Linked DNA regions of Homo sapiens: regions 2 and 3 are each linked to region 1. A link is a loop called in an ENCODE intact Hi-C map of the cell type or tissue named here. Cell type or tissue: chondrocyte. All regions are shown on one strand.

Evidence for each region. A loop is a pair of places that touch in the nucleus more often than their neighbours do. Peaks named below come from ENCODE experiments on the same cell type or tissue, not always from the same donor. Only the 100,000 strongest peaks of a DNase experiment are listed, where the experiment ranks them.
Region 2: a loop joins it to region 1, with 7 times the contacts of the local background. A loop is called at or near these places in 16 of 110 quality-filtered maps.
Region 3: it touches region 1 in a loop (3-fold over the local background); 5 of 110 quality-filtered maps call a loop at or near these places.

The regions. Positions count from the first base shown.
Region 1 is chr17:45,427,029-45,429,528 of GRCh38, forward strand. All of the region lies in intron 4 of ARHGAP27 (Rho GTPase activating protein 27), which reads right to left. LOC124904016 (a long non-coding RNA gene) reads left to right here and starts at 1,535. Exons shown (of 2, transcript XR_007065825.1): 1 at 1,535-1,620; 2 at 1,901-2,321. In chondrocyte, a CTCF peak has its summit at 1,210 (motif pointing right); no DNase peak of the experiment used is centred here.
Region 2 is chr17:45,584,826-45,587,325 of GRCh38, forward strand. It overlaps the pseudogene DND1P1. Among named protein-coding and RNA genes, the nearest start is that of LINC02210, 34 kb to the right of the region's middle. RefSeq lists an enhancer at 1-470. In chondrocyte, CTCF peaks have their summits at 479, 1,530 (motif pointing right) and 1,742; DNase peaks (open chromatin) are centred at 421 and 1,114.
Region 3 is chr17:45,851,605-45,854,104 of GRCh38, forward strand. All of the region lies in intron 1 of MAPT-AS1 (MAPT antisense RNA 1), which reads right to left. Among named protein-coding and RNA genes, the nearest start is that of SPPL2C, 8.0 kb to the left of the region's middle. In chondrocyte, CTCF peaks have their summits at 1,287 (motif pointing left) and 1,532; no DNase peak of the experiment used is centred here.

The DNA of each region.
Region 1 (2,500 bases):
CCCCCCGTCAGGAAGCAGCACCACTGTCTGCCCACGAGTGCCAGCTGGGAATCTAGAACTCAACCTGATTTCCCTCCCACCTCCCTCGGCCCCCAGACCCTGCCCATCCATCTCCCAAACCTCTGTTTCCACACATGCCCACGAGACCACCAAGAGCTTCAGCCATTCTTGAAGCCCTGGCCACAGGGATTTTTTTCTCAATCCCATTCCTGTCTCTGCTAAAAGCCTCACAGCGGCTGCAGGATAATGTGCACATTCCTGGCAAGGGCCCACGAGGCCCTGCCCGGGTGGGCACCCACTCTCAACCCTATGCTCCACTCTGAGCCCCGGCCCCATGTCTTCTCTTGCTGGCCTCCTATCCAAGAGGGTGAGTCCCCCAGGATCGTGGCTGTGCCTCAGTCCTCTCCAGATCCGAAGGCTCACCAGGGCTTGGCAGGTATTCAGCTAGTTGATGCCTAATGAAGGAGTGAATGGGCCTGGAGGATCATGGTGGGGAAACTCTGCCTGGGACAACTAAGAGCAGGGATGGGGTTCCCTTGCGGGGGCAGGGCCAACTCCCTACCCTGGACTTTGTTGGGGGTGGAGCACCAGGGAGACCCACAGCTGCCTCTTGAATAAAGCTCTGTGGCAGGGAACGTGGTATTATTGCACACATCGCACAGGGGAGGAAACAGGACCAGAGATGCAAAGCGACTTGTGGAGGTCACAAGTGGGGCCAGAGAGCTGCCTGTCTCTGGCCAATGTCCTAGATTCCCCCCCTGGGTAAGTCCCCTACCCCTATCATCGGTGCCCCTCCCTCCATATGCCACTGCAACTGGGAACCTGCTGGGAGCTGGAGGAAGGATGGGCAGAGGGGCCACCTGGCAGGCGCCCTGGCAGCCGGGGTGATCTGTCTTCTCAGGAGATGTCAGGACCTGGGCAGTCTCCTTCCTCTTTGGTCCTGGGGCCTGGGGTGTTGGCCCTTGCAGACCTACAGAGCCCTGGCTCATAGGTAAAGGGCTGCCGCACCTCTGCGCTTCTCAACACACACTCTCTGTGCACTCTGTTTGAGCCAGACCCTGGGCCAGATGCGAGGTTCAAAGAGCAAGGCCATTCCCCCACCTCCAGGGGCTCTGCTCAGATGGGCAGGCACCCTCCCACCGTCACTAGGACAGAGTGGCAGTGCCCAGCCCCGCCCGCCGGGTGCCGTTCCCCACCCTGGCCACAAGGCGGCGGGCTACCGCTGCAGAAGCCTGAGTGAAGGCGGCGGAGACCCAGGGAAGCCAAACCAGGACTACCCAGACAGCCTGGGTGGACCCCCTGCTGCTGTCAAGCGCTTCGAAGCCTTACCTCGTTTAAGGCTCACAACCCTAATCCTTAAGTATTGTGCTTACACCAGAGGACGCTGGGCCTGGGGGAACGTCCTCGCGTGTAAGTTAAGTGGCTGTCAGCAGCTGGCAGGTGACCCAGCAGAATCCAGTTCCCCTTTCCCTAGTCTCAAAACCTGAGCTCTGCATTGTAACGAGTCGGGCGGAGGGAACACCCAGCAGCGGGCCTACGGAGGCGTGTCTCCTTCGTCTGGGCATCCCGGACTCAGTCCTGGCACATAGTGGGCATCAGTGTTCATGGTAATGACATCAGGTACAGCGAAAGAAATCAGAGGCTCCCGAGGATCAGAGGTCATCTGTCCAACCCCTCCCTTTGGGCTAAAGAACAAACCGAGACCCTAAGAGAGGAAAAGAACTGCCCCTAGATCATCACACGGCCGGTGGCAGATGGCAGAACGGTTCTGAGCATCTTTTTTTCCCCTCGGGCTGCCCCTCTCTGAAAAGTTCCTAAAGTTCAAAATGTCAGGGTCGCCTAGAGTGTTCTGAGGATGTAAGACCTGTTTTTAAAACGTGCTCTATTTTCGATTTCCCAGATGAACACAACTGGACTCTGAAGAGGGGGAAAAAAACAACCTCACTTAACCGGACGTCTTTCTGAAACAAACCCATCAAGAGTTCTTTAAAAAAAGGAACTGAAATGCTGGAAGCACCCTCAAAGGGAAGCAGACGCCTGACTTTCACATCCACCCTCTCATCTGACCCCAGACTCCTGGGAGACGGGCAAGTCGGTTGGGCCGGGGCAGGCCCGCAATCCCCCGTTCCGTGCCCAGATGCGCTTCGGAATACAGAACAGCTGGGACTTGGAAAGATAATATGGGGCACACACCTGCAGTAGGTTATATAACCTCCCAGCAGGGCTTGGGGCAGCAGCCGACCATCGAGCTCATTTGCATTTCTGCAGCGAAACATGAATATTCACACAAGTGCGATAAATAAAGACCATCAGCAGCCTCACATCAGTTCAAGCGCAATTTTGCCACCAATTGGATTACGAAAAGCCTCTGGGCTTCCAGGGAGCTTTGGAGCTTGGGAATTGCTGATGAGGGACTGCGGGCGTGCACCCCTCACGTTTCGCGGTTGGGGAGAGGGAGCTCATCCGAAGTCTTCGGACAGAGGTGGGCGTCGTGCCCGAC
Region 2 (2,500 bases), 160 kb after region 1:
GCCCGGGCTGCTACCGCGTTGCCGCGAGCGGAACCCCGGATGGGTCCGGACGTGGGCAGCGGCAGCGGCGGCGGGGCCGGGGCGCAGCGCTCCGCAGAGGGAGCCGCGGGCTGCTTGGTCGGCCTGCCCCGCCGGCCCCTCATGTTGGAGCCGAGGCGGAGGGAGAAGGGAAAGCGGCCGGGAAGGGGCGGGCGCAATGGGCGCAGTGGGGGCGGCTGGGGCCGGGTGGGGAGGCCAGAGGGGCAGGGCAGGAGGGGCCCGGCCTGCGGAAGCGGTTGGAGGGAGAAGGCTCAATCCGAATGGCTGGGGCCCCACTGCGGATCGCCTTCAGCCTCCATCTCGTTTCTTCCGTTAACGGAGCGCGGTCACGTGAGCTGAGCAGCCTACGAGCCTGGGACGGGGCGAGGTGGCGCAGCGGCTGCTTGGGGGAGCGCGGGAGCATTGAGTCGGGGGCAGAGAGCCTGGGGCGCCGGGGCTGGGCGCAGCGAGGCGCGGCTGGACTCCGGGCTTGGTGGCGCGGTTGAGAGAGACGCGCAGCTGGCGAAATGCCCCGCGTCTAAGGCCTTCGGAGACCATAGTCTCCGCGGACCCCTGGCTGGAGCCCAAAGCCGGTCGGACCTCCTCCCTGCGTCTCCCCTTCCGCGGCTCGGAGAGGAAGGCAGGAGAGCCCCCAAATATTCCCCTCCCGCCCTCTAGGGAAACTGAAGCTGAAAGAACCAGCGAAAGAAAAAAAAGTCTCGGAGTGGGGCGGCCCGAGCGACCTAAGGGACGGGGCAGTGGCAGCGACCGAGGGAAATTAGTCGGGGTGGGGGAACAGGGAGACAAGCCCCCAGAATTTAGGAAACTCCTAAATTCTACTAAAAATACAAAAATTACCTGGGCATGGTGGCGGGTGCCTGTAATCCCAGCTACTTGGGAGGCTGAGGCAGGAGAATCGCTTGAACCCGGGAGGCGGAGGTTGCGGTGAGCCAAGATCCTGCCATTGCACTCCAGCCTGGAGAACAAGAGTGAAACTACGTCTCAAAAAAAAAGAGAATAGAGAGCCATGCAGTCCACGCGGGATTGTGAGCTGTGGTGTGAGAGGGTGAAGCCAGAGAACAAGGCGGCGCTGGAGGCGTGGGTCAGGCAGACAGGCATCGCCTGGTGCAGGTGAACGGGCAGAGGAAGTATGGCGGGCCACCCCCAGGCTGGGTGGGCAGCCCGCCGCCGGCTGGGTCAGAGGTGTTCATCGGGCGGCTGCCTCAGGAAGTGTATGAGCACCAGCTATCCTGCTGTTCCAGCGCGTGGGCCGCCTCTACGAGTTCCGCCTGATGATGACCTTCAGCGGCCTGAACCGCGGCTTCGCATATGCCCGCTGCAGCTCGCGGCGCGGCGCGCAGGCCGCCATCGCCCGCTGCACAACCACCCGCTGCGGCCGTCCTGCCCGCTGCTTCTGTGCCGCAGCACCGGGAAGTGTGAGCTGAGCGTTGACTGCCTGCCGCCGAATCTGACCCGCACCGCGCTGCAGCCCGCGCTGCAGCCGCTGGGTCCCGGCCTGCAGGAGGCGCGGCTGCTGCCCAGCCCCGGACCGGCGCCCGGGCAGATCGCTCTGCTCAAATTCAGCTCGCACTGGACCGCTGCCATGGCCAAAAAGGCCCTGGAGGAAGGGCAGCCACACCTCTGTGGAGAGCAGGTGGCTGTGGAGTGGCTCAAGCCAGAACTGAAGCAGCGACTTCGCCAGCAGCTTGTGGGTCCCTCCTTGTGGTCCCCACAGCCAGACGGCAGCCAGTTGGCCTTGGCAAGGGACAAGTTAGGGTCCCAAGGGGCTCGGGCTACCCTGCAGTTGCTGTGCCAACGAATGAAGCTGGGCAGCTCTGTGTTCCTCACCAAGTGTTTGGGCATAGGACCTGCTGGCTGGCACCGCTTCTGGTACCAGGTGGTGATTCCTGGGCATCCGGTGCCCTTCAGCGGCCTCATCTGGGTTGTGCTGATCCTAGATGGCCGGGATGGGCATGAGGTGGCCAAGGATGCTGTGTCTGTACGGCTGCTGCAGGCACTCATTGAGTCTGGGGCCAACCTCCTGTGGTCTGCTGGGGCTGAGGCAGGTAGCATGGTTAAACAGTGACTCCATTCTCTCTCCACAGGCAGCCCGAATGGGCATGCACAGCCTGTGTCAGGCCCCAACCCAGCAGACCTGGGTGGCCACTATCTGACCCCCAAAGGTGGGGAGGGGCATGGGCCCAGGCCCATCAGCCTCCCTGCTGGGACAGGGACCTATGGCACCTGGGGGCAGCTTAGGTTTTGCTTAAGTTGTGGTGATGGGCCTTGCCCTCCCCCTCCCAGCCCAGGGTCCAACCTGACCCAGTTATCTTCCCTGGCCATTCCTTGTCCCACCCCCACCCGATCATACCTTCCCCCCTCTGCCACAGCTTAGCATGAATCTTCTTTATTGTCCTGATTTGTCCTGTTTGTTGGTTTTTATTTGTGGGGAAGGGCAGCTGAGCCAAAGGGGTCAGGAATT
Region 3 (2,500 bases), 420 kb after region 1:
CCAGGCCCTGGCTGTCTCCACCCAGAGTGGTCTTTGCTTTGATCCCATGGGCTGGCAGAGGCAGCACAGGGCTGCATCCCAGGCTGCCGGCTCCCCGTGCTGCAAGCTGCTTCCTCCTGGCTCCACCACTAACCACCACAGCACCTGCTTCCTGGACAGCCTCACCTGTGATAGGTGAACCCTCAGATGAGACCAGGGCAGGAATAGCCTCCTCAAGGCCACCCCCAGGGCCCCAGGTGGCCCAGCCTCAGGGTCGAGCTGTTTTACACAGGCCAACTGGCATTTCTGTCTGTGACCTTGGTAATCCCAGCACCAGCTTTATGAGCATGGGCTTGGTTTTCTTTTGTTCATGAGAGGGTTTAGTACTGGAGCTTCTGGATTTCTGGGACAGTGGGGACCAGCAAGGACCTGTGAGATGATCTCATCCACAGATGAGGAAAGGAAAGCCCAGAGAGGGCCAGGACCTGCCCAAGGTCACACAGCAATGGGACAGCAGAAACGAAATGCAAGTCTGGTCTCCTGCCTCCCAGCCCAGCAGCTGGGACCAGCTCTCATCCTCAACAGCCCCTCCCTCCACACACCCTGGTCTCTGATTTTGTTCCTCTGAAATCACACCTCCCCCAGGAAAACTCTGGGTCTACCCACTCCTGTGCCCTGGGAGGTATAGCCCCACATTCTCCTTGAGAAGTATCTGTGTGTGTTGCTTGATAAAGGTTCAGCATCAATCCGCTTGCCAGCTAGAAGGAGAACACAGCTGGACTTTGAGACCTGGGTTCAAAGCCCCACATTGCTTTCTCTTGTCATGTGATGCTGGACAACAGAAGCCAGCCCTCTGAGCTTCAATTTTCTCATCTGTAAAATGGGCTGCTAAGACTCACCTAATGGTTCGTTGTAAGGATTAAATGAAGTGAAGTATGTGTATGAACAGCTAACACTGGCTAAGCACTTACAGCAGGGCAGATAAATGCATTATCTCATTACGTGTGACCCAGGTTTGGGGAAAAACTTTCCAGGACAGCACCTGACATACCCCCAAATGCCGTCTTCCCCAAATGAGCTCCCGGAAGTGGAGTCATCCTCTTCCCTTGGTCTCCCCTGCCCACGCTCACTGGGATGTGGTGTGTGGGTGGGTGCCTGGTGGTAAGCAGGGCACCACCGCAGAGCCAAGAAAAGGTTTCCCAAATTCCCCCACGTACTGGGTCCTGCAGTTTAACTGAACCACCAACGTTTTGCGCCTTTTTTCCTGCAACCCTGAACCTTGAATGCTCCTGTGCTGCCACCTACTGGCCAGGAAGATAAGAGCAAGCAGGGGCTCATGGAATTTGGGGATAATTATAATCAGTAATGATATTTAAAATATGTTTAATAAACTAGCAATCAGCAGAGTTCTGAAGCCCCTATTGGGCTCAAGGTTAACGCTTTAGAATCTGGGTTGTTAGAAGGGTGAGGTGCCCTGGAGGAGGTTATTTTGATATTTTATTGAATGAAATAGCCCAAAACAGCATCACTGAATGTCCTTAATGCCTAAAGACGGTCCATGCCCTGACACTTACCCCACCCCATAGAATCAGACCACCATGAATAAGTGTCCTCAGGCCCCCCGGTTCCTGGACTATTTGTACGCAAGATGAGGAGACTCCCCATATGGCCCCTCCCCACCCCCACCCCCAGGTCCAGACCCAGTCCTTGCCCCTGGAACGGGACCTGGAAGGGAAGCAGACAGCTGGGGCTGCTGCTGAGAGAACCTTGGGCTGCTAAAATCTGAGACGTTCTGAGTTTTTGTTTTTGTTTTGGTTTGGCTTGGTTTGGTTTGTTTTTTGAGACAGGATCTTGCTCTGTCACCAAGGCTGGTGTGCAGTGGCATGATCACAGCCCACTGCAGCCTCAACCTTCCAGGCTCAGGTGATCCTCCCACCTCAGCCTCCCCAGTAGCTGGAACTACAGGCATGCGCCACCATGCCCTGCTAATCTTTGTGTATTTTTTGTAGAGATCGGGTTTTGCCATGTTGCCCAGACTGGTCTCCTAGGCTCAAACAATCCTCCCGCCTTGGCCTCCCAAAGTGTTGGGATTACAGGTGTGAGCCACTGAGCCTGACCTGAGACCTTGTTCTGAGAAATGCCTTTAAGTAGTATTCCCCAGGCTCCCAAAGACTTGAATGGCAGCAAAGATTGGTGGGGTTTGGGGGATTGCAGTGAGGTCTGAATAATGGTGTTGGCAGAGCCTCCAGTGATCATCCAGAACTGAGGACAGAGAGGGAAAGCAGCCTGCCCAAGGTCAGACAGCAGACCCAGTGACAAGCCCAAGGCAACCGAGAACCTGGAAACTAATGCAGAAACCCTTCGTAAACAGGAGACGCTTTCTGGTTTGCCTTTCAGAGGCTGCTTCATGAAGCCCCCAAATTCCCCCACATACTGGGTCTTCTTAAAGCAGGAGGCCCCTGGGTCCAGAGAGAAAAGAACTCTGAGCAAAACCCTCAGTCCCTCGTCCAGCCTGGACCCA